2 separate regions of the Homo sapiens genome follow, and region 2 is linked to region 1. Evidence: read pairs that join two places in POLR2A ChIA-PET (ENCODE). Cell type or tissue: Caco-2. All regions are shown on one strand. Each heading gives the region's core, and the rest is flanking DNA. Links, peaks and the distances in the headings are about the cores only. Region 1 overlaps DUSP14 (dual specificity phosphatase 14). Region 2 overlaps TADA2A (transcriptional adaptor 2A).

What was found. ChIA-PET counts read pairs that join two places held together with the same protein. Peaks named below come from ENCODE experiments on the same cell type or tissue, not always from the same donor. Only the 100,000 strongest peaks of a DNase experiment are listed, where the experiment ranks them.
Region 2: POLR2A ChIA-PET joins it to region 1 with 8 read pairs; 5 of 35 experiments call an interaction of 5 or more read pairs at or near these places.

What each region holds. Positions count from the first base shown.
Region 1 is chr17:37,494,558-37,511,016 of GRCh38, forward strand. It overlaps DUSP14 (dual specificity phosphatase 14), which reads left to right. Exons shown (of 3, transcript NM_007026.4): 2 at 16,120-16,207. Among named protein-coding and RNA genes, the nearest start is that of DUSP14, 13 kb to the left of the region's middle. RefSeq lists enhancers at 12,455-12,955, 12,956-13,456. In Caco-2, for the core only: no CTCF peak of the experiment used is centred there; a DNase peak (open chromatin) is centred at 7,714.
Region 2 is chr17:37,441,690-37,458,148 of GRCh38, forward strand. It overlaps TADA2A (transcriptional adaptor 2A), which reads left to right. Exons shown (of 16, transcript NM_001166105.3): 7 at 875-963; 8 at 3,007-3,079. It also overlaps the pseudogene LOC100419621. Among named protein-coding and RNA genes, the nearest start is that of DUSP14, 40 kb to the right of the region's middle. RefSeq lists enhancers at 12,706-13,283, 13,800-14,301. In Caco-2, for the core only: no CTCF peak of the experiment used is centred there; no DNase peak of the experiment used is centred there.

The sequences.
Region 1 (16,459 bases), core at 3,071-11,070:
TGTTTAGTTTTGCCAGCTGGATTTGAAGTGTGTGTGTGAGAGAGAGTGAGAGAATGTGAGAAAGAGAAGGAGCAGGAGGGAGGGTGTGGGGAGAGGTGGGCAGTTCACCTGAGGGCAGCCGTTAAATTCAGGTGTTCATTGAGTACTTACCATGTGCCTAGTATTATGTGCTGTGTTTCTGCCCTTAGAGCAGAATGTTACGCAATTCTGTAGGTTTACAAAATACCTCAGGGGAATCCTTTTTAGCTGGAGGGATGATGGAAGAACACTAGCACAAAGACTGAGATTTGTAGATCCTTTTTATTTCTTCTCTAAAGCATCTTGGAAAATAGCTAAATCACTCTATTTTCAGTCTTTATTTACATAAGTCACAAAGACTTTTTTGCTCATTATAGTAAAGATTTTTTTTCAGATTCTCTAAAATAATGATAATTTTAGAAACCACATGCGGATAAATTAGAAGTTTTCAGGAAAAGACACCCAAAGGAGGAGGAGTAAGAAGTCGTTAGTATGAGAACCTGTTGATCTGAGTGATGGGGGAGGAGCCCTGTCGTGTTCTTTGTCACCCCTTCGGCCTTCCAGCGGGCAGCTTTCACAAAGGAGCTCCATTTTCCACCTGTTGCAGGGCAGGGGCAGCCTCAGCCTGGGCGAGGGAGGAGGCCTAGGGCTGAGATCACAGCCATGCCCTTTCATGTGCAGCCCACCCAGCTCACCTGGGCACGTCCCATTCTGTTCTTGCACCAACCTAGAGCAACCAGAGGTCCGGTTGGGTCAGCTTTTCACACCCCATGCCATGTTGAAACCTCAGTGGACGAGAAGGTTCTTTTGAAGTTCATATGCAACTGCTGGGTTTACTTCTGTCTTTGTCCCAGAACAGTTTCAGCATCAATGACCTAGGGCAAGTTTTTTTGTTTGTTTGTTTGTTTGTTTTGACTCCTATGTCTTTGAGTGTGTGGGTACATATGAGAAAACTCCCTAACTAGAGCATGCTGCTTCTGTTGACTAGTAAACATTATGTGGCAGAGAGCGCCTTCAAAGCACCAGCCTTCCCTGCCTGGGAAAGTGACCAGTAGGTGAACTTGCTTTAAGTTTTGTTTTTTTTGTTTTTTTGTTTTTTTTTTGAGACGGAGTCTTGCTCCATCACCAGGCTGGAGTGCAGTGGCGCGATCTCGGCTCACTGCAACCTCCGCTTCCCAGGTTCAAGCAATTCTCCTGCCTCAGCCTCCCGAGTAGCTGGGATTACAGGCGCATGCCACCACGCCCAGCTAATTTTTCTATTTTTAGTAGAGACAGGGTTTCACCATGTTGGTCAGGCTGGTCTCGATCTCATGACCTCGTGATCCACCTGCCTCGGACCCCCAAAGTGCTGGGATTACAGGCATGAGCCACCGCGCCCAGCCTGCTTTAAGTTTTAAGGAAGCACTTGTAAAAATAAAATCTGGAAGTACTGTCAACATACAAATTACATACAAATTTGGAGATTTATAATGAAGAATTTTGCCAATTTAGCTAAAATCTAAATCTTAGATTTAACTAAATCTTTTAAATCTTTGTGTTTCATTATAAAACACAAAACATTTATAATGAAGACACACTTCATGTCATCATTATAAATCTTTGGTGTTATCCTGGCTCCTATATAAAGAGCACTGGCAGGCTCAGGCCAGAAGTGGAGAGGGGGCTTGGACCGACAACTATGTGTTGTTAATTTTCTTCTATTAAAAATATTTTTTACTTTTAGAAATTGAAATCATATAGAAAATTATGCTGGGCACAGTGGCTCACGCCTATAATCCCAGCACTTTGGGAGGCTGAGGCAGGTGGATCACTTGAGGTCAAAAGTTCAATCGAGACTAGCCTGACCAACATGGTGAAACCCCATCTCTTATAAAAATGTAAAAATTAGCCGGGTGTTAGGCCGGGCACGGTAGCTCATGCCTGTAATCCCAGCACTTTGGGAGGCTGAGGCGGGTGGATCATGAGGTCCGGAGTTCGAAACCAGCCTGACCAACATAGTGAAACCCCGTCTCTACTGAAAATACAAAAATTAGCCGGGAGTGGTCGTGGGCCCCTGTAATCCCAGCTACTCCAGAGGCTGAGACAGAGAATTGCTTGAACCTGGGAGGCGGAGGTTCAAGTGAGCCAAGATCATACCACTGCAATCCAGCTTGAGTGAAAGAGCGAGATTCCATCTCAAACAAACAAAAAATTAGCCGGGTGTGGTGGCATGCACCTGTAATCTCAGCTACTTGGGAGACTGAGGCAGGAGAATTGCTTGAACCCAGGACGAGGCAGTTGCAGTGAGCAGAGATTGAGCCACTGCACTCCAGCCTGGGCAACAGAGTAAGACTCTGTCTCAAAAAAAAAAAAAAAAAAAGAAAAGAAAATTATTGAAAGCAAATTAACCAGCATCATAACTCACCATTCAAAAATCATTGCTCATACTTTATCTTTTATAATGCTTAGAAATTAAGTATTATCAAGTCAGAGCTTCCTTGGGCCATTTCTCTTCCCTTCCCACTGAGACAACCACTCCCATGAATTTGGTACATTTCCTTCCAACTCTATTTAAATATCAATTTTACTTCAAACTGCATTTTTTTTTTTTAAAGACAGAGTCTCTTCCCCAGGCTGGAGTTCAGTGGCACAATCTCAGCTCACTGCAACCTCCGCCCTCCAGGTTCAAGTGATTCTCTTACCTCAGCCTCCTGAGTAGCTGGGATTACGGGCACATGCCACCATGCCCAGCTAATTTTTGTATTTTTAATAGAGATGGGGTTTCACTGTGTTGGCCAGGCTGGTCAAACCCCTGACCTCAAGTGATCCACCTGCCTTGGCCTCCCAGAGTGCTGGGATTACAGGCATGCGCTACCGCGCCCTGCCTTCAAACTGCTTTTTTGATGAATGTCAAAAGGACATAGAGGCCTGGTGTGGTGGCTCATGCCTGTAATCCCAGCACTTTGGGAGGCCTAGGGAGGTGGATGGCTTGAGCCCAGGAGTTCGAGTCCAGCCTGGGCAACATGGCAAAACCCTGTCTCTACAAAAAACACAAATTAACCGGATGTGGTGGCTCATGGCTATCGTTACAGCTACTTGGGAAGCTGAGGTGGAAGGACTGCTTGAGCTCAGGAGGTCGAGGCTGCAGTAAGCCATGATTGTGCCACTGTGCTCCAGGATTCTTGCTCAAAAAAAAAAAAAAAGACAAGACAAGACTAAGCATGGTGGCCCATGCCTACAATCCCAGCACTTTGGGAAGCTGAGGCCAGCCAGAGTATCACTTGAGCCCGGGAATTCAAGGCCAGCCTGGGCAACGTGGCAAAACCCTGTCTCTACAAAAAATTAGCCAGGCATGGTGGCGCACCCCTGTAGCCCCAGCTACTCAGGAGGCAGAGGTGGGAGGATCGCTTGAGTCCCAGAGGTTGAGGCTGCAGTGAGCCTAGATTGCACCACTGCACTCCAGCCTGGGTGACAGAGCAAGACCCTGTCTCAAAAAAAAAAAAAAGGACAGAAATCTTTACTAGCCTTTATTTTGTACTGTCACATATGTTCTATGTTTAGGGGATGGAACTCTTAGAGCATTTCACATTTCACATGATATTTCTTTTTTTTCCTTTTTGTCACATGATGTTTCTTGTTAACAAAAATTGGAGAAGTATTTAGTGTTTTACAGAGCTTCAATTACTTGGTGTAAACTTTCAGCCAAAGGTGATCCAAAATGGAAATGGAGTAGAACTTGTTTTGTGTACTAGATTGTATCTTTTTTTTTTTTTTTTTTTTTTTTTTTTTTGAGACAGAGTCTCGCTCTGTCGCCCAGGCTGGAGTGCAGTGGCGCAGTCTCTGCTCACTGCAAGCTCCGCCTCCCCGGTTCACGCCATTCTCCTGCCTCAGCCTCCCCAGTAGCTGGGACTACAGGTGCCCGCCACCACACCTGGCTAATTTTTTGTATTTTTAGTAGAGACGGGGTTTCACCGTGTTAGCCAGGATGGTCTCGATCTCCTGACCTCGTGATCCACCTGCCTCGGCCTCCCAAAGTGCTGGGATTACAGGCGTGAGCCACCGCACCCGGCCTAGATTGTATCTTAAATCCAAATGACTACTGTATTATATGAAAGTAATCAGTTTTTTTTTTTTTTACAAAAATTACACTTACGGAGTTTCTTATTCCATTTATCCTCCTAGAAAGTACAGGAGATATTTTTTCCACAATATCAGATTACTCTTAATAATATTTTTAGATTCCTTCTAAAAAGGTACTTACTAGAAATGTGAATTCCCAGGCCTTCACTTCCAGAAATTCTGATTAATTAGGTCTGGGGTGGGGTCTAGGAGTCTGCATTCTAACAGGCAGCCCAGGTGATTCTCGTGTAGGACTCCTTGGGAGCACACTTTGAAGAATGCGTCTACTATGCTGTGATGGTTTTATAACTTACTAATTTCAACCAAGGATTGGTGTAGTAGCCCATTCTCACGCTGCTATGAAGAACTGCCTGAGACTGGGTAATTTATAAAGGAAAGAGGTTTAATTGACTCGCTGTTCCACATTGCTGGGGAGGCCTCAGGAAACTTACAGTCAGTGCAGGCAGGGGAAATGCCAGACGCTTATAAAACCATCAGGTCTCATGCAACTCACTCAAAATCACCAGAACAGCATGGGGGAAACCGCCCCCACCTGGTCCTGCCCTTGACACGTGGGGATTATGGGAATTACAATTCAAGGTGAGATTTGAGTGGGGACACAGAGCCTAACCATATCAGTTGGCAAACTTTCTTTTTTTTATTTTTTAAATTTTTTTATTTTAAGAGATGGGGTCTCACTGTTTGGCTCAGTCTGGAGTACAGTGGCATGATCCTGGCTCACTGCAGCCTCGAACTCCTGGGCTCAAGCAATCCTCCTGCCTTGGCCTCCCAAAGTACTGGGATTACAGGTGTGAGCCACCACACCCGACCCTCTAGAAGTGTTTTTGTTTGTTTGTTTGTTTTTTGTTTTTTGAGACAGAGTTTCGCTCTTTCACGCAGGCTGGAGTGAACTGGCGCGATCTCGGCTCACTGCAACCTCCATCCCCCCGGGTTCAAGCGATTCTCCTGCCTCAGCCTCCCGAGTAGCTGGGATTATAGGTGCCCACCACCACACCTGGCTAATTTTTATATTTTTAGTAGAGACGGGGTTTCACCATGTTGGCCGGGCTGGTCTCAAACTCCTGACCTCAGGTGATCCACTCACCTCGGCCTCCCAAAGTGCTAGGATTACAGGCGTGAGCCACCATGCCCAGCCTAGAAATGTTTTACTAATTAGTAATGTAGTCTTCTAAAGGGAACTATTACATTGTCATATTGTGTTTCCAGACAGTATTTTTTCAGTTAAAGCCAAGGGAATAACTTCAGGATCCTCTGCCTTGGGACCCCTCTCGTTCAGCTGAAAACTTCATCCCTCCCTTTGCTGTAGGATGGCACAGACACCCAGTTGCCCTCACAGTGCAGTCGGACTGCTCTCAGCATGGGAGCGGGCATGGCCTTCGCCAGTTGCCTCCATCCCGCTGAAGCAGAAGACTCAGCTGTTTACCTCACCCTGCTCGGAAACTCTAGCGTGGTAATTATAGGTGCCTTTGATTTGTAAAGAAAAATGGGAAATTAATTTATTAGTACATTATAAGTGAAGTTAATTTGGTATAAAATCACTAAAAGATGTGGAATTGGGCCAGGTATATGGTAAGGAAGTCCTCATAGGGTGAAGGTTGAAACTCTCCGCTGGAGCTTTAAGGATTTTGATATGTCTGATGAGACATCAAAGATGATCAAAGGGTGATTATTAACTACTGAGCTGTTAGTCCTGTGAACTTTATTCTAATTTATAAATTCTGTTCTTTATCTTCCCTTAAAGTAGTAATGAGCTTGTAAGGACTGAAATCTTATTTATGAAAAGACCTGCATTTTCTGAGATGTCATGGTCTTGCTTCTCAGAGGGCAGTAGTAACTTTGACAGTTTTGAGGCAAACTCACACCTACCTGGGTTTTATTGCTGATTAGTGATTTTTTTAAGCACTTTGCCTCTAGATGTTCTGAGTTACATAAATAACAGTTTATCATTTAACCAAGCACATATGATTCACATTTAATTTTTACCACTTAGTCCTGGAAGACTTTAAAATGTTATTTATATAAGCCATTGCTCAAATTGGTTTCCAGTTATCATTAAACAAGTTTAAATACAGCTGTGGACTTTTGCGAGCTTTTTATTGGATATTTCACACCCGAAGACCATCTTGTACCACCAACAGTTTAGGATTCTTAGAGATTACTCCCTAGACTGTAGACGTAAAGCACAATCACATCGACCTGACCTTATGTTCCTTAACTCCTTTCTTGCTGCAGTTTCCCGCCCCCTCCCCGCCCCAGCCAGTGAAATGTACATTTTGGTAGACTTTGAATGGATGGATCCATTGTGGTCCAATTGTATGACTGAGCCACAAATAGACAACTCATGGAAGGACGGTTCTGGTCCCAGTGGGGCTACTAATTTTCAATGTAGAGTCTGGGAAAGCTTCTTAACCTCCATTTACCTCTGATTCTCTGGGAACTGCAACAGCAGAATGATACTGATCCGGGAGAGGCTGAGCAGTGCTTACGTGGCTTATGTGGGACAGATGCCCGAACGTGCTGCCACAGGTCAGATGGGGCAGAATGAGGCAGATTTTCACATTGTATTAAGTTAGTTTTTAATGAGTTTAATCTTCAGTTTGCACTTTTCAAAAACTGTGTATACAGATCACCTGGGATCTTGTTAACCTGCTGGAGCCGATTCGGTAGGTCTTGGAATAGAGCCTGCGTTCTGCATTTCTTTCAAGCCTCCAGGTGGTATTGATGCTGCTGGGGCTTGGATCACACTTGCTAAATGGTGAGGGCTGTAGAAAAGGGCTGTATTCTCCATTCCAATGGAGAATAGCCCCCATTCCAAGTCTAAAACAGGAGGCTCTTTTTTTTTTAGATGGAGTTTCTCATCACCCAGGCTGGAGTGCAATGGAGCAATCTCGGCTCACTGCAACCTCCACCTCCTGGGTTCAAGTGATTCTCCTGCCTCAGCCTCCCAAGTAGCTGGGATTACAGGCGCCCACCACCACGCCTGGCTAATTTTCGTATTTTTTAGTAGAGACAGGGTTTTACCATGTTGGCCAGGCTGGTCATGAACTCCTGACCTCAGGCAATCTGCCTGCCTCGGCCTTCCAAAGTGCTGGGATTATAGGCATGAGCCACCGTGCCTGGCCAAGGGGGCTCTTGAAAGGCAAGAATGGGAGGAGAAAAAGCATGGTATACAATCTATAAAACAACTCCCCAAGAAACAACTCAGGTTTTCAGTACTATGGGCTGTTTTTACTTTGCTTTGATCACCAGTTTTTTTGTACCAGTTGTTTCGTTCACTCAATGGTAGTCCATCTCTTACTGTTATTCAGTTGTTTTTATATGTGTATCTTGTGTCATTTCTGTTAGATGATAAAATCCTAGCACAGGGTTATGCCTTATGTTACCTGTATATCCCTGCTCTAGTTACTACTGCTGCATAACACAGCTCTAAAACTCGTTGTAAAATAACTATTTGTTTTGTTTGCTTATCAAACAAAACTTGTTTACAAGTCCCTGTTTTTTTTTTAAGACAGAGACTTGCTCTGTTCCCCAGGCTGGAGTGCAGTGGTGCAATCACAGCTCCCTGCCCCTTTGACCTTCTGGACTCAAGCAATCCTTCTGCCTCTGCCTGCCATGTAGCTGGGACCACAGGTGCACATCACCATGCCCAGCAATTTTTTTTTTTTTTTTTGTAGAGAGAGAGTCTTCTCACATTGCTTCAGTTGGTCTTGAACTCCTGGGCTCAAGCAGTCCTTCCACTTCGGCCTCCTAAAGTGCTGGAATTACAGGCCTGAGCCACTGCCCCTGGCCTAAAATGACTATTTGTATTGTACTCACAGATTCCTGTAGGTCAGGAATTTGGACCTCACTAGTAGGGGCAACTTGCTTTTGCTTCACAATGTCCGAGGCCTTAGGTAGGAGATTCAAAGCCTGGGGGTGACTTGATGGCTGGGAGCTATAATCATAATAAAGTATCTCTACTTACATATCTAGTGGTTGAGCTTGGGTATCAGCTGGGACTCAGTTGGGATGTTAGCTAAACACCCATGGCCTCTCCGTGTGGTAGCTCTGTTGAGCTAGTTTGGGCTTCCTCACAGCATGGCAGCTGGGTTCCAAGGGCAAGTCCTAAGAGAACAAGGTAGCAGTGTGCGACATGTTTGTGCTCTGGCCTCGGAAGCATCATTTCTACTGTATTTTTTTGTTTGTTTGTTGCTTTAAAGACAGCGTCGTTCTGTCGCCTAGGTTGGAGTGCAGTGGCGCCATCGTAGCCCCCTACAACCTTGAACTCCTGAGCTGAAGCGGTCGTCCTGCCTCAGCCTCCCAAAGTGCTGGGATTACAAGCATGAGCTCCACGCCCAGCCTTTAGTGTATTCTTTTGGTTGAAGCCATCACAAAGGTTTCTCAGGGTTCAAATGAGGGGACATCAGCCCCACTGTTGGATGGGAGGAGTGTCAAGATTACACTGTAGGGTCTGGCCACAGTGGCTTATGCCTGTAATCCCAGCACTTTGGGAGGCCGAGGTAGGTAGATTGCTTGAGCCCAGGAGTTTGAGACCAGCGTGGGCAACATGGGGAAACCCTGTCTCTATAAAAAATACAAACATTAGCTAGCCATGGTGGCGCACACCTGTGGTTCCAGCAACGTGAGGAGGCTGAGGTGGGAGGATCACTTGAACCTGGGAGGCGGAAGTGGCAGTGAGCCAAAATCATACCACTGCACTCCAGCCTGGGCTACAGAGGGAGACCCTGTGTCAAAAACAAAACAAAAAACAAGGTTACATTGTAAGAATGTCATGTGAGATGGGAGATGCTGTGGCCATCTCTGGTGAATACATTCTGCAGCAGTTGGAACAACACTCAGCAGGGTGTTGACCGCATTATATAAACTCAGTGAAAGACTGTTGTGTAAATGAGTGGTAGGTAATTTAAGCACCAAGGTGGGTGAGGACCAAATACAAGAATTCAATTCCAGATGTGAACAGATTACCCCATGGTACCAAGATAAATGCAGACCTTCCACCTTTTATAGTTATTGATAGTCTCTTCTTGCTATCTCTACTCTTTCTGTTTCCAACATGGAGAATCTGTGAATTGATCACGTGGAACTGAACTTCTTCAAATCTTTGCATTTGTGTCACGATGCTGGCATGGTTTTTCCTGCTTATCTAGTGTACTGCCCCTCTCCTTCTTGGGCTGTGGCATATCCCAGCAGCTGGCTAGTATCTTACAGTGATGGGGCTGGGCGTGGTGGCCCATGCCTGTAATCCCAGCAGCACTTTGAGAGGCCAAGGTGGGCAGATCACCTGAGGTCAGGAGTTTGAGACCAGCCTGGCCAACATGGTGAAACCCTGTCTCTACTAAAAATACAAAAATTAGCCAGGTGTGGTGGTGTATGCCTGTAATCCCAGCTACTCGGGAGGCTGAGGCAGGAGAATCACTTGAACCCGGGAGGTGGAGGTTGCGGTGAGCCGAGATCTCATCACTGCACTCCAGCCTGAGTGACAGAGCAAGACACCATCTCAAACAAAAACAAAAACCAATGATCGGCTTCTCTTAGCCTCAGCAAATGCAGTGTGAACAGGCGCTGGTCCATCTGCGGACATCGAGATGGCTGGCCTGGTCACACCTACATAGGCAGCTGCTCTGTGGCTGCATGTCACACTGAGGGACTATCTGTGGCTGAACCGGAGTGTGACTCTCAGTCTTTGGCTTTATGTATCTTATGTGTATTTATCCTCATCATATCCTCATCGTGTACATATCCTCATGTATTATCCTATGATATCAGTTAATTAATACAGTGAGAAAAGCAAAAACGATCCCTCCTCCAAAGTAAGTAGAAGATGTTGAGATGTTTTACCACAATTGCTAAAGCTTTCCAGGTGACAGAACAATTTGTGAATATCTTTTACTTCATTTTACTTTAATATGTATATATGAGACAGGGTCACCCTGGCTGGAGTGCTACAATCATGGCTCACTGCAGCCTCGACTTCCCAGACTCAAGTGACCTCCTCATCTCGGCCTCCTGAGTAGCTGGGATTATAGGCGCATGAAACCATGCCCGGCTAATTTTTAAAATTTTTTTTGCAGAGACAGGGTCTCATTACGTTGCCCCGGCTGGTCTTAAACTCTTGGGTTTAAGGAGTCCTCCTGCCGCAGCCTCCCAAAATGCTGTGATTACAGTTGTGAGCCACTGTGCCTGGCTGAAATTTTACTTTTTTGTTTTTATATTTTGCGACAGAGTCTTGCTCTGTTAACCAGGCTGGAGTGCAATGGCACGATCTTGGCTCACTGCAGCCTCCGCCTCCCGGGTTCAAGCGATTCTAGTGCCTCAGCCTCCCAGGTAGCTGGGATTCCAGGTGCACACCACTATGCCTGGCTGATTTTTGTATTTTTAGTAGAGACAGGGTTTCACCATGTTGGCTTAGCTGTTTTTTGAGTTTTGGGGTAGAAATGGGGTTTCACCATGTTGCCCAGGCTGGTCACCAACTCCTGAGCTAAAGTGATACAACCACCTTGGCCTCCCAAAGTGCTAGGATTATCATTTTCATTACTAAATCAGAAATGTGGGCCGGACCTGGTGGCTCACCCCTGTAATCCCAAGATCTCTTGAGCCTGGGAGATCAAGGCTATAGTGACCTAAGATTGTGCCACTGTACTCTAGCCTGGGCAACAGAGTGAGACTCGGTCTCAAAACAAAAAGAACTAGACAGACATTTACTTTATTAGAAGGAGAAAATGTGATTACAAAAGCTTTTTGAATATAAAAAGGTAACAGTGTAGGCCTCTCCAGTATATACTCTGGCCCTCTGAAATTCCTAAAACTGAAAGTATTTTAGTGAGAGCATTTTACACAGTCATCTGAAGCACTGTTGTGGCCATTTTCTGCTGTTGACTGAACATGAAAAGAAAAGCCGTAGATAGAATTTCAGTTAACTGCTGATTCTGGTGGTTGTCATCTTTTTTTTTTTTTTTTTTTTTTAAAGAAAAGTAACCTCCGTGGCATTAGGATGGATGCTGTCTCTGATTAGGCCATGACCCCATGTAGCAATTCTGAGTGTCAGGTACCACTGCTCCAGGTATGGATGCCAGTGCTGACCACAAGGCTACAAGGCTGATGCCCGCATCCCAGGAGCTCTGTGGAGCAGGGAGCAATCAGGTGTTATTAATATTAGTGTATGCATTACTGAGATTAGAGGCCCGCTGGGAAGACACTAATCTTGTATTTTGTTCAGTACTTAGTGTTCGATGCTTATTATCCAAAAAGACCAGCATCGTCTCTGAGAAGATGTTAAGAACAAACCAGACTGGGCTCAGTGGTTCAAGCCTGTAATCCCAGCACTTTGGGAGGCTAAGGCAGGTGGATCACCTGAGGTCAGGAGTTCAAGACCAGTCTGAGCAACATGGCAAAACTCTGTTTCTACTAAAAAATACAAAAAATTAGCTGGGCATGGTGGCATGCACCTGTAATCCCAGCTACTCGGGAGGCTGAGGCAGGAGGGTCATTTGAACCCAGGAGGCGGAGGTTGCAGTGAGCCGAGATAGCGCCATTGCACTCTAGTCTGGGTGACAGAGAGAGACTCCATCTCCCCCCCGCCCCCGTCCCCCTGCAAAAAAGAAAACAAAAAAACCCAAAAAACCCTGGGGTTGGTTTAGGACAGCTCTTCCTTTCTGTCTTTCACTCTACCCTACCCCCATCCCCCAAGCCAGGAAAATATTTTTTCCTCCAAGAAGCACGTGCCATTGCCAGAGCATCTTGGGAAGGCCAAGTTGAACACCATAGACAGTGATGTGGTCATTCTTAAGCATTCTTCCTGGTCATCATCGTCCCAGAGACCATTGTCCTGCAGTGGGATGGCATGTTCACTCAGAGAGCACCATGCAATTTGTGATCCCTCAAATACGGGTCAAACTCTGCTACCCTATCTCCTTTCCCTGTCTCCCAGGACACATTTACTGAGTAGATTTTCATGCACCTGTGATATAATACCCATGGGTTTTTTATTTTTTACCATCCAGTTCTACTGATCTGATCTGAGAACTGGCTGACTCTAGGGCTTCTTGTAGTGCCTACTCTGGGGCTGCTCCTTGCTGAGGTCCACCCTCTGCAGCCAGGGGGATGTTTTGTGCACCAAATGGTGTACCAGGATGTGGCAGTAGTTCCCTGTTCTGGCACTAGGGGAAACTGGAGCAGCTCGGCCCATCTGGGCTTAGCCTTTCTGTAAGTAGCACTGAAACACCTTCTTAGGCAGATCCACACCCCCCCGCGTGTGTGGCAGACGCTGGCTGGTGGTGTGGAGCGCCGCGAGGCAGGTGATGAGAACACAGCCACGATTTAGTCACCGCAGAGAAGCAGTGTGTGGACTTGAGCTAGAAATCCGGACACCTTCCATCTTTTCCTAGTTTCACTTCTCAAGTTGAAATCTCTCACCCTTTCTGAACCATGTATTTTCCAATCTGTCAAGGGGGTCAGGAGTGTTTGTCAGAGAAGCATCTATAGCATCTGTGCCCTCTACGTGCCCTCTGGCGGAAGTTGTTTTCCTGAAACTTTGGACCAGCTTTGGCATTTTAAGCAGGTTTGTTGGCAAAGAGATGGACTGGCAGCAGCAGGGAGGGAGCAATGTGTCTGTCTCACTTGGATTCTGCCCCGAGGGCTCACAATCTGTTTTCCCTGCAGCACCAAGTACCCTAGCGCCACTCAGCAAATGCGAGTTAACGGAATCAGCCCGGCTTCTACAGGGAACCTGGGCTCCTTTGCCTCAGGAAGGCAAGTGGCTTCCCAGACAGCGTAATTTGGGAGGATGCATCGCTCTGCCACCCAGGCTGGAGTGCAATGGCGCGATCTCAGCTCACTGCAGCCTCTTCCTCCCGGGTTCAAGCGATTCTCTTGGCTCAGCCTCCCTACTAGCTGGGATTATAGGCATGCACCACTGCACCTGGCTAATTTTTGTATTTTTAGTAGAGACGGGGTTTCACCATGTTGCCCAGGCTGGTCTCAGGTGATCTGCCCGCCTCGGCCTCCCAAAGTGCTGGGATTATAGGCGTAAGCCACCGTGTCTATGGCCAAGCCTCTCTGAATTAGACAACAACTAGATAACCTACTTGGAAATTTGATTAGCATCTTCCAGATTTTCCACAATGAGGAGCGTCATCCCCAGCAGCTTGAAGGCCTAATTTTGTGTTTATTACCACAGTGACTTTGCTTTTTAAACCAGTAGGATTCTGCCAGGGAAGACTTGGAAGTGGCAGGAGACCCTGCTCTGCTGTAGGAAAGGATGTTCTCAGAGTTTCTGCCCTGTTCATAGTTTACATCCAATGCACACACACGCAGTTTCCTTATGTGACTGCGTCCTTGTTCCTCCTCATGCTGTGATTTCACCTGTGGACTGCTCTGTGTACTCCCATAGCATTAACCAGTCATGGGATGTGGGCTCCCAAAGCGAGGCCTAGCCTCGAGTGAGGAGGCAGCTCCCTTCAGAGAAGGGCAGTGTCCAGGAGGGACTTGTGGTCTGTTAGCACCAGTACACCTGGTGCCTCAGTCTTCCAGGGGGAATGCAGACAGAGCCACAGCACTCACCTCTGCAGCAGTTCTCAGACGTGCCCCCGACCCGCAGCCTCACCTCAGAAAGGCAACTCTTCCAGCCCCACTCTGGAGGGACGGAATCAGAAGCTGGGGAAAGGTCCAGCAGTCTGTGCGCACAGCCCTCTGGGGGATTCTGAGGCATGCTCAGGTTTGAGAGCCCCTGCATTATAATGATAGAAATAGTTGTAAATGGAGCCAGGCACAGTGGCTCATGCCTGTAATCCCAGCACCTTGGGAGGCCAAGGTGGGTGGATCACTTGAGGTCAGGAGTTTGAGACCAGCCTGGCCAATGTGGCAAAACTCCGTCTCTACTTAAAGTACAAAAAATAGCAACGTGTGGTGGTGCACGCCTGTAATCCCAGCTACTCAGGAGGCTGAGGCAGGAGAATCTCTTGAACCTGGGAGGTGGAGGTTGCAGTGAGCTGAGATTGCGCCACTGCACTCCAGCCTGGGTGACAGAGCCAGACTCCATCTCAATATATATATATATATATGTATGTATAAATAAATATATATGTATATTTATAAACTTTTTTTTTCAAAAACCATTTTAAAATGTTAAACATACGTGTCATAGGACCCAGCCCTTCACTCCTGGGTATTGAACTGAGAGAGGAAGGCATATGTACGCACAAAGACCTGTACGTGGATGCTCATAGCAGCTGTACTCACAATACCTTTAAACTAGAGACAACCCAGGTTCATCAGTAGGTGAATGGATAAACAGAGTGTGGTGTATCTACACAGCAGAGTACTTAAGAAGTGAGCTGTTGATAACCCAGCGTCATGGGTGAATGTCTAAGTTATGCAGAGTGAAAGAAGCCAGACCAAAAAAAAAAAAAACCCATATATATATATATATATATATATACACACACACACACACACACACACACACACACACACACACTCTATATATATATGTACTATGTATATGTGTACTATATATGTATATATACACTATATATACACACTATATACACACTATATATATATATATATATATATATATATATATATATATATATATATATATATAGTGTGTGTGTGTGTGTGTGTGTGTGTGTTTAGTTTTTGAGACAGAGTCTTGCTCTGTTGCCCAGGCTGGAGTGCAGTGGTGCAATTTCGGCTCCACTGCAACCTCCACCTCCTCCTGGGTTCTAGTGATTCTCCTGCCTCAGCCACCCAAGTAGCTGGGATTACAGGTGTGTGCCATCATGCCCGGATAATTTTGGTATTTTTAGTAGAGACCTGGGTTTCTCCACATTGGCAAGGCTGGTCTCGAACTCCTGGCCTCAAGTGATCCACCCGCCTCGGCCTCCCAAAGTGTTGGGATTACAGGCGTGATCCACCACGCTTGGCCTATATATATTTATATGCTATAAATATATAAAAGTCCATTGATAGAAAAGTCTAGAGTGCAAACCATAGTGATAAGAAAGATCAGTGGTTGCCTGGGAATGGGGTAAAGAGCAAGAAAGGGTTGGATTATTAAAAAAAATGAGGAAATTTTGAGGGGGATGATGGATGTGTTTATTATTATGATGTACTGGTGTCTCCATTGTGTACATATGTCAGAACTCATCAGGTAATGTACCTGATCAAGTTGTATAGCAGTTTATATGTCAAGAACACCTCAACAGAGCTGTAAAAAAAACACGACAGGTCTGACAGTTACCTGGGAAAGGTGGGGGAACAGGTGGTAGAAGAACACATTTTTTATGATGTTCATGGTACTTACATAACATAAATGAATAAAATAGGGCCAACATGGAAAAGAAAACAAAATGAAGGAAAATGTCAAATTGCCATCCTGAACACCAGCACCGCCTGTAATTAGCGTTCCTGGCTGCAGCCACATCTGCGGTCCTGCTCCTCATGAAGCCGTCCTCCGTGCCATGTCCCGGCCATGCCTGTCCTTAGCTTCCTGGTGCACACTGTCCTCCACCTTGTGTTCAGGCACAGGGCTGCTTGGCTCACCCTTGCTGCACCTGGCCTGTCCGTCCTCCCACCGCGGTGCCGCCCAGGCCTTCCCACTGCAGGGCTGGCTAACGGTGCATGGAAGAGACTCGAGTCCGTGTTGTGTCCTCATAGCCCACCGAGGAGGCAGCAGTGCCGGACATTTCGCGGATAGGTTGTGGTCTCTGAGTCTCCTCCTCTCAAGAGGATGAGATTTGTCTGTGTTATTGTCAAAACTCTTATTTGTCACGCCGCGGGTTATGTGTCAGTAACAAAAAGCTGAGATTTAGGCCGGTGTTTCTTACTGGTGCAGCCTTTAAATGCACACCTGCGAATGTTCAGTGCACCTTCCGCTTCCTGGCTCTATTTCAGTCAAACCTGAGGTCGTAGTGAAAGTCGGTGAGGAATTCTTTGGAACTTCCTGATTGGCTGTGTCCTTGCCTCCTTGTCTTCCCGCAGATTTGATTTGTATCCACTGTCACCAGCACTGCTCACTTAGGACTTTCTGGATCCGGACCCAGGCAGCGCACACTGGACTCTTGAGGAAGTGAGTACCCCACCACTGCCTGCCTGTTGAACCCGGGGAGGCTCTTGTCTGACTGAAATCACTGCAGGCTTCCCGACGATCCCCTGGGTGTGTGTGGGCAGGCGCACTTGCCACTGGGCACAGGTGATAAAGCATTGTGATTTTTTTTTTTGGTGAGAGGAACGGATGTATCTAAGATCTCAGGAAACTGAGAACTTCCTTTTCTGCTCTTATTAAATGTCAATATATATATAATATATATCAATATATATG
Region 2 (16,459 bases), core at 5,468-13,467, 50 kb before region 1:
AGAGTCTCGCTGTGTCTCCCAGGCTGGAGTGCAGTGGCACAACCTCGGCTTACTGCAACCTCCACCTCCAGGGTTCAAACGATTCTCGTGCCTCAGCCTCCTGAGTAGCTGGTACCACAGGTGCATGCCACCACACCTGGCTAATTTTTTGTATTTTTAGTAGAGAAAAGGTTTTGCTGTGTTGGCGAGGCTGGTCTCGAACTCCTGACCTTATGATCTGCCCGCCTCGGCCTCCCAAAGTGTTGGGATTACAGGTGTGAGCCACCGTGCCTGGTTGATACCTCCTATTTGGATAGCACTTTGGTGTTAGCACTTTGTTCTCAAATCCATTAGACCATTTGTTTCCTAACAGCAACCCAGTGAGATAGGCAGAGCAAGTGCTTTTGTTTTACATTCGAGAAGACCGATGCAGACAGGTTAGTTTGTGCAGGGTCATGGGACTAGTGTGTGTTGGAGCTAGGACTTAATTTCAGCTAACTTCCAATTCCAGTGTTTGTTTTTTTCCCGTCTTTTTTTTTTTTTTTTTTTTTTGCCTCTCAGTTGGATGAGTTTTGTAAATTGAAGTTCATCCTAAGGGATAAGGGAGCCGAAGCCAACGGTAAATATTTAGGTTCTGTAATATTAAAGGAAAAAAGTCATGATTTCCTTTCATTTTAGGAAAGCAGAAATCAGAAGAAATTTCCCCATATTTACTTAAAGGATTGCCTGAGTCTTGGTTTTTCTTTTTAAAAAACCTGTTTTCATAATACTTTATCTTTTTCACATTTCCTTTTATAAAAACCATTTTAAATTTTATTTATTCTTGGACTATTATGTCATTTTTTTCATGCCAATATTGTATTAGTTAACTCAGAAACCTTCTAAATTCTTCCAGCTACAGATGACCCTCCCCGACCTACCTTTGACTCCTTGCTTTCTCGGGACATGGCCGGGTACATGCCAGCTCGAGCAGATTTCATTGAGGTAGGATAAATGTGTTTTTAGCACAAAGTAGGAAAAATTCATTTTTGTTTCTCATGAGCCTTCTGTCTCACCCATAGATTCCATACCACTAAAAGGAGATTTTTCAAGGCACTATAATTTGTAGGACCTTTAGGCAGCCACATTTTCTTAGGTTTGAGTGCCTTTTCTCATTTGTAAACATTTTCACATATGGAACAGTAAAAATTCTTTAAACAAACAACCTATTTCTGGCCAGGCTCAGTGGCTTACACCTGTAATCCCAGCACTTTGGGAGCTGAGAATGGAGGATCGCTTGAGTCCAGGTGTTCGAGACTAGCCTGGGCAACGTAGTGAGACCCTGTCTCTACAAAAAATAAAAAATTAGCTGGGTGTGGTGGTGCATGCCTGTAGTCCCAACTACTTGGCAGGCTGATATGGGAGGATCACTTGAGCCTGGGAGGTTAAGGCTGTAGCGAGTGGTGATCATTCCACTAAACTGCACCCTAGACAACAGAGTAAGACCCTGTCTCCAAAAAACAAAAAAACCCCAGCAAACCCACCTCTTAAGTTGCATCAGTGCTGGCTTCCACTTCCTTAGGTATGAAATTCCTATAGTCTGGTTCTTTTTTTTTTTTTTTGAGACAGAGTTTTTGCTCTTGTTGCCCAGGCTGGAGTGCAATGGCATGGTCTTGGCCCATTGCAACCTCCACTTCCTGGGTTCAAGCGATTCTCCTGTCTCAGCCTCCCAAGTAGCTGAGACTACAGGTTCCTGCCACCATGCCTGGCTAATTTTTGTATTTTTAGTAGAGATAGGGTTTCACCATGTTGGCCAGGCTGGTCTCAAACTCCTGACCTCAGGCAATCCACCAGCCTCGGCCTCCCAAAGTGCTAGGATTACAGGCGTGAGCCACTGCACCTGGCTTGTAGTCTGGTTCTTATTGTACATCTAGGGGCTTTCAAGATTGTACTGTATCAGGGGTTGACAAACTTATTCTATTAAAGGCCAGATAGTAAATATTTTAGGTTTAGTATGCTATAAAGTTTCTATTGTAACTATACTTTGTCATTATTGTGCTAAAGCAGCATGGGATAATATAAGAATAAATGAATACGCCTGTGTTCCAGTAAAACTTTATGTACAAAAACAGACAGTAGGCTGAATAGTAGTTTACTGATTCCTGTACTATATCCACAAGTATATAAAGAATGATGAATGTGTATAAAAACTATATGTTCCTTGCTCAGCTATGGAATTAAAAGACATGTGAATGTAGCCACAAGTCTCTTGATTTATCATCTAATTCACAACTTGAAAGATAGTTTGGCCAAATGCGGTAGCTTACACCTGTAAATCCCAGCACTTTGGGAGGCTGAGGCAGGCGGATTGCTTGAGCTCAGGAGTTTGAGACCAGCCTGGGCAACATGGCAAAACGCTGTTTCTTCAACAACAACAACAAAAAAAACCCGAAACCAAAAATTAACTTGAGTGTGATGGCACATGCCTGTAGACCCAGCTGCTTGAGAGGCTGAGGCAAGAGGATCACTTGAGCCTGGGGGTTCGAGGCTGCAGTGAGCCAAGATCACACCACTGCACTCCAGCCTGAGTGACAGAGTAAGACCCTGTTTCCAAAAAAAAAAAAAAAAGAATGAATTGACTTTATTTATTTATTTCAGAGACAGGCTCTTGCTCTGTTTCCCAGGCAGTCTTGAACTCCTGGTCTCAAGTGATTTTTCCACCTAAATCTCCTGAGTAGCTGGGATTATAGGTGCATGCTACTGTGCCCAGCTCAGACTAATTTTAGTTTTTAGAGCAGTATGTTTAGCTTCATTCCTAAACTCATAACTATTCCAATTTTTTGTTGTCACTACTGCTTGTAAGCCTCTTAGATTTTTCCCATGACTTCCTATTACCTGTGCCAGTATTGTGGCCTTTTGCCATATTTAGACTTTTTAAACAACTGTTTGCTTGTGTTTTTTCTGTTTACTTCTAAAGCATGGCTGCTGTAAAGACACTAATCAAAGCCGATGGGTTTGGGGTGGGGATTTTTTTGTTCCCCTAAACAGGAATTTGACAATTATGCAGAATGGGACTTGAGAGACATTGATTTTGTTGAAGATGACTCGGACATTTTACATGGTAACAGTTTATTTTGTCAAATGTTTATCGAGCGCCAACTGTGTGATGACACTGTCTTGGGTGCTAGGAATTGAAGGATGAATAGAACATGTCCCCTGCCCTTATAGAATTCAGAAATCTAGTGGTTAAGTTGCTGAACTTACTGTGTTGTTGGATTTTGACCACAGTGAATAAGACTTGTGATGAGGGTAAAAATATTGATTATATAATAGTAGTAGGAAATATCTGTTGGACTGTGTGATTTTACTTTTATCTGAGGTAAATCTACACTAAGGTAATTGGTTAAATGGCCCTCACTTGCATTCTTAGAAGGAAGGGAATCAGTTTGAATTCTTGGGACTTCACTAGCAACTGCTATCACTAAATGTTCACTATATTTTGTTACCCGGAATTTCCCCTAGCAAGGAAAAAGAATGGAAATTCCTCAAGAGTTTTTAGGCCCAAATGGGGAATTTCTTGTTTCTCAGGACTGTTGAATTTTCAACACTGCTGGATTCTTTTTTATGTTTGTTTTTGAGACGGAGTCTCACTCTGTTACACAGGCTGGAGTGCAGTGGCGCGATCTTGGCTCACTGCAACCTCTGTCTCCCAGGTTCAAGGGATTCTCCTGCCTCAGCCTCCCAAGTAGCTGGGATTACAGGTGTTTGCCACCATGCCCAGCTAATTTTTGTTTTTTTATTAGAGATGGGGTTTCGCCATGTTGGCCAGGCTGGTCTGCAACTCCTAACCTCAAGTGATCTGCCCGCCTCAGCTTCCCAAAGTGCTGGGATTACAGGCGTGAACCACCACGCCTGCCCCAGCATTGCTGAATTCTAATCTTTGATTAGCCCTCTAAGGGTTTATGTTAACTCTTTTCCTAAAACTTATGTGGTGAATGCCAAAGAGCTGTTAAGAGTAGATAGTTAGACTTTGAGTCCCTTTTTTCCTTCTTTCCATTTTCAGTGAACTACATACTAATATATACTAATACTACATAATAATACCCAATACTTTTTTTTTAATTTTAGTTCAGAATTGAATATGATACAGTAGATCAGTAATTCTCTATTGGAATCTGTATTTCCCAAAGAGCATCTTCATGATTTCTGTTAAATTTACATCCCAGGCAGGAAAGACAAGTAGAGTATACTTGTTAAATTATAAATCAAGTTTTCATATTGCATGGACTGGTACACTGTCCCTAGAAGGGGAACTTGATTCTTTTCTCTCCATAGAAGAGCTGCCTGGATATTTGTTATACCAGATCTAAGATAAAGAAATAGTCTTCCTAAAAATTTTACCTTAAGAAATTTTTCTCTACACATTTCTTGAGCGGTGGGTTTTTTTTTGGGGGGGTTTTTTTTTTTTTTTTGGCAACATTTTATTCCTCCTTTTCTCCCACACAACTTTAAGGAAAGTCAAAGTGACGCAGATTGAACTAAAAGAGGAAAGCTTGAAAGCAAACTACTTTAGCATTAACTAAATCCATTGTATTTGTTCAGTCTTCCGTGTCAGTCTCGTCAATCCCAGTGACTCATGTTATCTTTTCTCACCTCTTGTGGTGTTCCCTTTGAAGGTAGTATGCAGACTGCCATTCATAGACACCAGCTTTAATTGAAATGGTATTGTTTTCTGGCTTGTATCTTTCTTATAGAATGCCAGACTACTCTGCACAAAAGGGGCAGCTTCATAAATATCATTCTTTTAGATTCTGCTCAAAAATACCAAATTTTTGGCTGGGCATGGTGGGTCACACCTATAATCCTAGCACTTTGGGAGGCCGAGGCTGGCTGATCACTTGAGGCCGAGAGTTCAAGACCAGCCTGGGCAACACAGTGAGACCCTGTCTCTAAAAAAAAAAACCTTTAAAACAAATTTTTAAAATATTATTATTGTTTTTCCTCCTCCTCCTCCCTGCTTTTTATTTTTACCTATATATTTATTTTTTACAGAATTTTAAAGTCAACATCTATAATGTTAATAATGGCTTGACTTGGTGAATCACTTCTCTAGAGCCTAATCCAAGGTCTTCATTCATACTTCTCAACATTATTAAGAAAACTATAGTAATGGTCGGTGTTTAATTTCATTCTTCATTCTTCATGGGAGTAGGACTTGCAGTTCCTTCTGGTTCACTTGGGGTCCTTTTTGTAATTAAGTGGGGATAAAAAGAAACAGAAGCAACTGATTGATCAGCAATTTATAGTTCAGTTAGCTTTTCAAACCCATAACATACTTTAGGTATTTGTACTCTCCCTGAAGTTTCTATAGCCCTGTAAATTATTGATTTTCATTTGAGCTATAACTGGAACTTATGTTATTAATCTTTATACATAGTTAGCTTTAACACAACATAAATAATAATTCTTTCCCTCTGCCCCATAGTAAACTGTAAGATGTTTAGATGAGTGCTTTTATTTTTTATTTTTTTTGTGACAGACTCTCACCTTGTTAGCCAGGCGGGAGCGCAGTAGCGTGATCTTGGCTCACTGCAACTTCTGCCTCCCAGGCTCAAGCGATTCTCGTGCCTCAGCCTCTGGCATAGCTGGGATTAGCGCCACCATGCCCAGCTAATTTTTATATTTTTAGTAGAGAGAGGGTTTTGCCATGTTTGCAAGGCTGGTCTCAAACTCTTGGCCTCAACTGATCTGCCCACCTCTGCCTCCCAAAGTGCTGGGATTACAGGGGTTAGCCACCGCGTCCGGCCCTAAATGAATGCTTTTAAAAAGATGATAACACTTCAGATTTGGGTATGGTTGGCTCACACCTGTAATCCTAACACTTTGGGAGGCCAAAGTGGGAGGATTTCTTGAGCCCAGGAATTCAAGGTCAGCCTAGACAACAAAGTGAGACCCCCCACCTCTAAAAAATAAAAAAGATGATAACAGTTTAAAGAAGCTTGTCAGCACTACAGACCAAAGGAATGACTTGCTCATGCCACAGAGAGGTATTTTGTTTACAGCTCTGAGTCTTTACAGCAGCTCCTGTGGCAGCATGACCATGTCCAGGAGCATATTGTCCCTGAGCTGTCACTCGCAGAACACTCAGTGAAGTGCACTAGGAGCCCATGGAAAGTCAGGAAGGAATGAAAAGGGGCTTTATAAGCACACCTGGAACAGTTAGAGGGGCACAGATTTTGTAGAAATCAGGACACTGATTCAGCCTCTGGCTTGCTTCTGAGTCATGGTATAATCATGAGTAAGTGCTTGGAATCTTGCTTGCTGTTTCTTTATGTCCTCTGCCATTAAAGAAGAGGTGACACTGATTAGTCAGAGTGTAAATGTCTCTAATGAAACATGGTACATAATTCAGATTTGTGTTGTTACCATTCCATTATACCATTATGCTCTTAATATTACTGAGCATTAACAACATTATTTTTATGGTTCCTCATTTAGAACTACTGGAAGGTTGCAGACTGTTTGGCTGGGTTTTGTATTTAGAACCTATCCAGAATATTGGCTGATGCCACCAAGACCTTTTCCTCACCCACACAAAGATTTTTGCCTTGAATCATGGAATTTGTTTAATAAATTTGGTTTGCATGGTTCATTATAGAGACCTGGGACACAATGGAGGGATAATTGTATTGCAGCCATACCAGAAGGCTTTCAGAATGTATTTCAAATGTATACTGCAAGTGAAGCAGTATCCAAGGAAAAATAAGGAAGTTCCGTGATCCCTAATTGGTACTTACTCATATTTTATTGAAATAAGCAGAAATGTTTGGTTCAGAAAGAGAGAGAGAGAAGACTCATATCTTAGAACTGTCTTGTCTCATGTATGTTGTGAGATCTCAATGCACATGCTTAGTGTAGTTCCTTCTTGCTGCCATCTCTTTCCCCATCTCCTTTCATTTGTAAAAATTCTTCCTAAATTTTTAGAGTACTCTTTCCCTGAGTTTCTCAGGATCCTAAAGTCCTGGTTGTAATGTCTTCCAAGTCATTGTTGCCCCATAACCCAGGCAAGCAAGAGATATGATGAGCTCCTCCTATGTGTTGGGTCTGTGTTTCCAGTACTTCTCAGGGTTGCACCTTAGTACAGTTCACAATTTCTTCTCCCTCTGTTCTGGAAAGGTAATTTTAGAAAGTTTTCTCTCCTAGGCTTGGATCTGTGGACCCCTTCACCTTTCACTGTATTTTTCAAATTGTATTTCTTTGGCACATATTATTAGCCTTTAAATCCTTTAACAATTAGTAGAGCAGAGGTCCAGCCTGGTCTCTGTATATTCACCTACTGGCAGTTCCTTTCACTTATAGTGATTTCACTGTTTTTTTTTTTTATTTTTTTTGAGACGGAGTCTCGCTCTATCGCCTAGGCTGGAGTGCAGTGGCGCGATCTTGGCTCGCTGCAAGCTCCGCCTCCTGGGTTCACGCCATTCTCCTGCCTCAGCCTCCCGAGTAGCTGGGACTACAGGCACCCGCCACCATGCCTGGCTAATTTTTTGTATTTTTTAGTAGAGACGGGGTTTCACCATGTTAGCCAGGATAGTCTCGATCTCCTGACCTCATGGTCCACCCGCCTCAGCCTCCCAAAGTGCTGGGATTACAGGCGTGAGCCACCGTGCCCGGCCTGATTTCACTGTTTTATACATAGGATATTTTAGACATGAATACTATCAGTAATAATTGCTAATACATATAGCATTTACTATTAGTTACCATTCTAAGCTCTTCATATATATTAAGTCATTTAATCCTCAAAACCTTATGAGTTGCATATTATTATTATCCTCATTTTTGTGGATGAGGACATTGAAGCATAGAAAGGTTAGATAACTTGCCTGAGATCATACAGCCAGCAAGAGGTAGAGTCATCCCCAAGTCTGTGTTCTTAATACTGTACAATACTTAGCTGTCTTTACAATCTTGATTTTTTTTTTTTTTTTTTGAGACAGGGTCACGCCCTGTTGCCCATGCTGGAGTGCAGTGGCACAATCATGGCTCACTGCAGCCTCAACCTCCTGGGCTCAAACTATCCTCCCACCTCAGCTACCTGAGTAGCTGGGACTCCAGGCGTGCACCATCACACCTGGCTAATTTTTAAAATTTTTTTGTAGAGACAGGGTCTCACTATGTTGCTCAGGCTCAACCTTGAATGTTTGTTGCTGTTTCATTTTTGTGAGGTTTCACATTTGTTATCTTCTATAGCTTCAACACATTCCTGAGGAATAGATATTTTCCTGTTTTACATTCAGGGAAGCAGACAAAGAAGTTAAGTAATTTGCCTAATCCAGGGGTGTCAATCTTTTGGCTTCCCTGGCCCACACTGGAAGAAGAAGTGTCCTGGGCCACACATAAAATACATTAACGATAGCTGATGAGCTAAGGAATAAAAAACAAACAAACTCATAATGTCTTAAAAAAGTTTACGAATTTGTATTGCGCTGCATTCAAAGCCGTCCTGGGCTGCATGTGACTCACGAGCGACAGGTTGGATAAGCTTGGCCTAATGCTTCCTGGTTGCTTACTTTAGCCATTAGATCACATGATCTTCCCTGCACAAAATTGTTTGTGTGCATCTTGGCCAAAAGCTTGGGGGGAAATGACTTAAATAGTGTTGCTTCTGGGGAATACCTGTGTCACAGGTTTCTACTTGTTTGGTCGCAGTAGGGATTTTGATTGGCCTCCCTGCAGTTAAGGCCTCTGAGTTGGTTTTCTTGCCAAGCAAGCAGTAAGTGCCTTCTGTCAAGAAAACAGAAACATGTTGTTAGCTATTTTGAACAATGTTAGAAATACATTGCAGTGGGAAGGAGCTGCCTCTGACTTCTGCCCACTTCTTGAAATATTTTAAGGCTAGCCGTTTGGAAACTTTATCATTCTCCAGTGTAATCACAGGGAGACTGTGCTTCCCCCAAAGCTGAGATTTCAGGGGCCTTGTAGCAATGGACAAATTACAGGTGATTTTGGTTTGTTTGTTTATTTTTAATGATCTCTGGTTCTCTGTTTGCTAGCTTATACTGCAGCTTCCAGCTGCTTTAAGTAGACTGTGAGCAAGTGATTCTCATTCTTGTAGATTCTGCCTTCTCATTTCTGTTCTGCCTGCTGTGCTGTTGTCCTCCCTAGGTTATTCATACAGTTAAGATATTGTATTCAGTTGCTGCTGAGTGTGCTCAGAGATAGCTTCAAATATGAATTTTTATCTGGGAGAATTCCAGTTCTCCTCCCATTTGCTCCTATGTGTTTCTTTTCTTCCTTTTGTTCTCCAGAGCCAGTTGTACAAGTTTAAACTACTGAAGTGATCAAACTGTAGTACCAATTATCAGCAGTATTTATTCAGAGGCTTTTTTTTTTAAAAGAAACAGAGTCTCATTCTGTTGCCCAGGATGGAATGCAGTGGTACAATCTTTAGCTCACTGTAGCCTTGAATTCCTGGGCTCAAATGATCCTTCCGCCTTAGCCTCACAAGTAGCTAGGACAACAGGCACACGCCACCACACTTGGCTAATTTATAAAAAAAATTTTTGTAGAGACAGAATCTCAATGTGTTACCCAGGCTGGTCTCAAAACTCCTGGCCTCAAGCGATCCTCCCACCTCAGCCTCCCAAAGTCTGGGATTACAGGTTTTTTTGTTTTTTGGCTTTTTTTTTTTTTTTGAGACGCCCTCTGTAGCCCAGGTTGGAGTGCAGTGGTGCAATCTTAGCTCACCACAGCCTCTGCCTCCCAGGCTATAGCAATCCTCCCACCTCAGCCTCCCAAGTAGCTGGGACTACAGGCACATACCACCATGTCTGGCTATATTTTTGGTACATTTTTGTAGAGACAGGGTTTCACTATGTTGCCCAGGCTGGTCTCGAACTCCTAAGCTCAACCCATCTGCCCACCTCAGTTTCTCAAAGTGCTGGGATTACAGGTGTGAGCCACCATGCCTGGCCTTTTTTAAAAATTAAATCACTCCTACACAAATCTCAGGAAACAACATGGCATCTTGTATCTTACAAAAATCGCAGAAATGGGCCTGGCGCAGTGGCTCATGCCTGTAATCCCAGCACTTTGGGAGGCCGAGACGGGCAGATCACCTGAGGTCAGGAGTTTGAGATCAGCCTGGCCAACACGGTGAAACCCCGTCTCTACTAAAAATACAAAAATTAGCCAGACATGGTGGTGGGCACCTGTAATCCCAGCTACTTGGGAGGCAGGGGCAGGAGAATTGCTTGAGCCTGGGAGACAGAGGTTGCAGTGAGCCAAGACTGCGCTGTTGCACTCCAGCCTGGGCGACAAGAGCAAAACTGTCTCAAAAATAAAAAATAAATCACAAAAATGTTTTGTTAAAATTAGCAGTAATTTTACTGGCTCTTCAAGACATTTTCTTTCCTATTAAATTCATCTTACTGAGTAGATAAATGAGATAAGGCTTATAAAGATCTTGAAATATGGCCAGGCGCGATGGCTCACACCTGTATTCCCAGCACTTTGGGAGGCCAAGGCGGTGGATCACTTGAGGTCAGGAGTTGCAGACCACCCTGGCCAATGTGGCAAAACCCCATCTCTACTAAAAATACAAAAATTAGCTGGGTATGGTGGCGTGCACCTGTAATCCCAGTTACTTGGGAGGCTGAGGCAGGAGAATGGCTTGAACCTGGGAGGTGGAGGTTGCAGTGAGCTGAGATCATGCCACTGCACTCCAGCCTGGGAGACAGAGCGAGACTCCATCTCAAAAAAAAAGATCCTGAAATATGGTAAGTACTCAGTGTGTTTTAGCTATCATTATTGTATTTGTTTCCCTTTCTGGCTTTAACTGTTGACTTCCTAATCCTTCCTTTCTCTTAAGAGATAGAGTCCACTATAAAACTTGTATTTGGTTATACTGTATGTCAGAGGCACTTCCTATCCTTGTTTCTACCCACCACTTCTACCACATAGGCTTGTAAAGTGCATCTCCACCAGCATAACATTCTAAAGCCCATCATTCCACAGCAACTGTGTTATAAAACAGTGACAGGTATAGGCATTCTATGATATCTGGACTTTTATATGTAGCAACCCTATAAATCAAGAAATATTTCATTTGTAGAAAGAGTTCTGCTACCTAAAAAAAAAAAAGAGTTTGAAAACTATTGCCTTAAATCTTGGACCTGACAGTATTGAATTATTTTTAGTTTGTGGGCAGGATAAGGAAAAGTAAACCAATGTTTAAATATTTGAACTTGTTAGAAATGAACAAAAAGAATCCATGGTAGTTAATTTTTCTTTTTTACCCTAAACTTTTAAAAATACTGCATTTCCTCCCTTCTTCAGATTATCCAGATAGGACTTAGGTTATTTTTATCTCAGACCCAAGGGAGAATGACCTGGATAAAGTACTCCTGGACATCTCCCAGTGATTGAAGTTACATACATATATATAGGACATCTGCTCATAGCCCAGCATGTAAGATTTTGGTATTGAACTTTCCAGTCTAAGAATATCCTTCAGATGAGAACATGTAGAGAGAGAGAGAAAAGAAAAAGAGAGTATCTTAAGGGCAGGTAGCAGTGAGATGCACAGTAATGAGTCAGTATGTGGTATCAGAATTTATCTCTATTATCAGGGTTATTAACAGTGCATCAGCATTGTACATTGCTCAATTTTTGTTTGCTTTCATGTAATAAAAGAAATTATTGATTCTAATGAGCCATCGTATTCTGTTCTTTTACTTGATTGGTCCCACTTTTTTTCTACCCTAACATCTACTTCCAGCAGAAGTGTGGCTTCCAGTTGTTCCATGGAGGCACCTTCAGGGACTACTTCTGGGAAAGGCAGCTGGAGCTAGAACAGGCAGAAGGGGTTCAGCTAGAGCAGATCTGACTTATCTGTTCCAAATAAGATTTTATTTGAACATACAGTTTAAAACTTACTGTAGTAGAACATGTAAATAATGTGTTGACTTATTGCCCTCATGGGCTAAACTGGAACTTGGATCTCACATTCTTTGGATGAGGAATGAGATTGTATTACTCTTCAGAGTTAATCAGCATTCCAGAGGCTTTAGGCTCTATTTTGGATTGAAGCTTACTACCTTGAAATAACTGATTTTTTTTTTTTTTTTTTTTTTTTTTTTGAGACAGAGTTTTACTCTTGTTGCCCAGGCTGGAGTGCAGTGGTGTGATCTCGGCTCACTGCAACCTCTGCCTTCTGGGTTCAAGAGATTCTCCTGCCTCAGCCTCCTGAGTAGCTGGGATTACAGGTGTCCGCTACCACACCCAGCTAATTTTTTGTATTTTTTAGTAGAGACAGGGTTTCACCATGTTGGCCAGGCTGGTCTTGAACTCCTTGACCTCAGGTGATCCACCCACCTCGGCCTCCCAAAGTGCTGGGATTAGAGGCGTGAGCCATCGTGCCTGGCTGAAAGAACTGATTCTAATACGTAGCCAAATTCTTTGTTACAAAGGTTGGTATGTTATTAGAAATTACCTAACATTGAGCCTCTGGAGCTTCTGCCCTGAAAGTTGAGCTATGCAGTTTCAGCAGGTACAAGATCTACCCCAGACACAAGAGGCGCTATGCCAGGACCGATGGGAAGGTTTTCTAGTTCCTTAGTGCAAAATGCGAGGGCATTACTTTCTTTCTTTCTTTTTTTTTTTTTTTTTTTGGAGTCTTGCTCTGTTGCCCAGGCTGGAGTGCAGTGGCGTGATCTCGGCTTACTGCCATCTCCGCCTCCCGCGTTCAAGCAATTCTCTGCCTCAGCCTCCTGAGTAGCTGGGATTACAGGCGCCTGCTACCACATCCGGCTAATTTTTGTATTTTTAGTAGAGACAGGGTTTCACCTTGTTGGCCAGGCTGGTCTTGAATTCCTGACCTCATGATCCACCTGCCTCGGCCTCCCAAAGTGCTGGGATTATAGGCGTGAGCCACTGTGCCTGGCCAAGGGCATTCCTTTCTAAGGAATCCTTAGCAAATAAACTGGTCCTCTACAGAAGAAAGCATAAAAAAGGGACACTTGGAAGAAATTCAAAAGAAAAGAACCTGCTGAGCAGTCAAATTCCAGAAGGCCATTACTGGTGCATCTCTTGCTAATATAGTGGCCAAGAGGAATGAGAAACATGAAGTTAAAAAGGCTCAATGAAAACAAGCTAGCAGGGCTGCTAAGGAAGCAAAAAAGGCTAAGCTAGCATCTGAAAAGACCGCAATGGCTGCTGCTAAGGCAGCATCTACACAAAAGATGGTGAAGCCTGTGAAAGTGTCAGCTCCCCGAGGTGGTTCAAAACACCAAGTTGGCAGATCAGATTCTTAAAGATTGGACTGTAGAAAAATATAAATTATATTACCTAACATTTGAATAACGTATTTTAGTTTTTCAGAGGACACGTGGCAGGTTATATTGTGCTATAGAGCCTCTTCCACAAATACATTCAGTAATTAAAACAAAAAACACCAAACTCTCAACTTACACAAAGCTTAATTGATAACTTATTAAGAAAATTTCAGATTCTATTGCAATCATTCAATCTCAAGGTGCTTTCAGGATCCATAAGTGAGAAGAAAGGTTTAATGTAGCATAGTGCCAAGTTTTGCATTACTCATATTTTCTTCTAGCGTTGTTACTATCTGGCATTCATTTCTTAACCCTAGAGGTCTTCTGGTTATTAAAAAAAAAAAAAAAACCTGTGGGAGTTTTTTGCTTCTGAAGTTTGTTTTTTTGTTTGTTTGTTTGTTTGTTTGTTTGTTTTTTTGAGACGGAGTCTCACTCTGTCGCCCAGGCTGGAGTGCAGTGGCGTGATCTCGGTTCACTGCAAGCTCTGCCTCCCGGGTTCAGGCCATTCTGCTGCCTCAGCCTCCTGAGTAGCTGGGACTACAGGCGCCCGCCACCATGCCAGGCTAATTTTTTATATTTTTAGTAGAGATGGGGTTTCACCATGTTAGCCAGGATGGTCTTGAGCTCCTGACCTTGTGACCCACCTGCCTCGGCCTCCCAAAGTGCTGGGATCAGAGGCATGAGCCACTGCGCCTGGCCGCTTACGAGGTTTTTTAAAATACACATTTCATTTTCAATTAAGGCAGATTTAGAATATAGCATAAACACAGAGAAAGTAAACATTTAGACAATTTCAGTGTTTTTCCTACTTAATACTCTGGAACCAGACTGCTTATTTTTGGATCCCTGCTGTGTACTTAACAGCTGTGTGATCTTGGGCCATTTGTTTTGTATGCATGGTGTATAGGGCATATGCGGGAGTGATAGGAAACAAGAATGGGGCCGGGTGCAGTAGTTCACGCCTGTAATTCCAGCACTTCGAGAGGCCAAAGTGGGTGGATTACTTGAGGTTAGGAGTTTAAGACCAGCCTGGCCAATATGGCGAAACCCTGTCTCTACTAAAAATACAAAAATTAGCCAGGCATGGTGGCGCACACCTGTAATCCCAGCTACTTGGGAGACTGAGGCAGGAGAATCCCTTGAACCCGGGAGGCAGAGGTTGCAGTGAGCCAAGCGCCCCTGCACTCCAGCCTGGGCAACAGAGCGAGACTCCATCTCAAAAAAAGAAATGAGTCGAAAGGTAGGCGTAATCAAGACAATAAATAGTCTTGTGTAACATGCAAGAGTTTGAACTGTACGTGGATGGGAAGCCACTGAAGAATTATAAGCAAGGGAATTACACCATTACATTGTGCTTTAAAATATTTTTCAAGTACCATTTGGAAGAGGTGAGTTACAGTAAGGCAAGAATGGAGTCGATAAGTGAGTAATGATGCCTCTCCTACAAGATAGCATGAAGATGACAGGAGAGACAAGATGCCTGAGCTAGGGAATAGGATTAGGGATGAAGGGATGAATTTGAGAGATGTAAGCGTTAAGTGCAGTGTGGCTAAGACTCATCGACTATGGAGGAGAAGGAGGAAGAATCCAGATTGAGTTCTGTCTTGGATAGCTATCTTTACTCTGATGCAGTTATCCAATATAGGAGTTTTAGAGGATAGGAAAGGGGTAGAATATAAGTTTGCAACTGAAGGGCATGTGAGTAAATTATATGCAGTAGGAACTGGAGCTTAAAATAGATATCGAGTTTGAAATTATGCATTTTGATGGTACTTGGACCCATAGAAGTAGAGGAATTTATAGGACTAAGGTGAGGGGTAAAAAGGAATTAGAACAGAATCTTTGGAACTCTGAAGATGGAAAGAGTGGCTAGGGAAAGAAAGAACCAGAACTATTACACTGATAAAACTTTTACTATTTACAGCCTCTTTCCTCCTTCTTCCCTGTGTCTTTAACATGAGACTAAAGCCAGGAAAGGATTGGGTCCCAGGAAACCAAGCAGGGCTTTTACACTGGTTAGGATACTTGATGGAACTTTTCACTACAGAATGCAAAACTCTACACTCTAAACAGTTGCTGCTCCCCAACTGAAAACTCCTACTCTGGGAAAATGTCTACACTGTACCTTTATTCACATTAGTCTTGCCTTGACATTGTCTGTTACTCCTGTGCAGTTATGACCACAATCATTATTCTTTTTTTTTTTTTTTTTTTTTTGAGACGGAGTCTTGCAGCAATGCCCTGGCTGGAATGTAGTGGTGCCATCTCGGCTCACTGCAACCTCTGCTTCCCAGGTTCAAGCAACTGTCCTGCCTCAGCCTCCCGAGTAGCTGGGACTACAGGCACTTGCCACCACGCCCAGCCAATATTTGTATTTTTAGTAAAGACATGGTTTCACCATATTGGCCAGGCTGATCTTGAACTCCTGACCTCAAGTGATCCATCCATTTCAGTCTTACAAAGTGCTGGGATTACAGGTGTGAGCCACTGTGCCCAACCAACATTAATTCTTTTTTTTTTTTTTTTTTTTTTTTGAGACGAGTCTCGCTCTGTTGCCCCAGGCTGGAGTGTAGTGGCATGATCTCGGCTCACTGCAACCTCACCTCCTGGCTTTGAACGATTCTCCCACCTCAGCCTCCCGAGTAGCTGGGATTACAGGTAACTGCTATCATGCCCAGCTAATTTTTGTATTTTTATAGAGATGGGGTTTCACCGTGTTGGCCAGGCTGGTCTTGAACTCCTGACCTCAGGTGATTTGCCTGTCTCAGCCTCCCAAAGTGCTGGAATTACAGGTGTGAACCACCACGCCCAGCCCAATATTCATTCTTATGAGTACTCTGATGCAATTTCTAGCCCATGTATTACCAAAGATCAGATATTCACTATATATAGTAATAGTTACATAACAATGTCCAAAAAAGGTGTTTAATAGAAAGGAGAATTTTTTTTAACTTTTATTTTAAATTCAGGGGTACATATGCAGGTATATTGCATAGGTAAACTTGTATCATAGGGTTTGTTATACCGATTATTGCATCATCCAGGTATTAAGCCTGGTACCCATTAGTTATTTTTCCTGATCCTCTCCCTCCTCCCACCCTCCACCCTCTGATAGGCCCTAGTGTGTGTTGTTCCCCTCTATGTGTCCGTGTGTTCTCATCATTTAG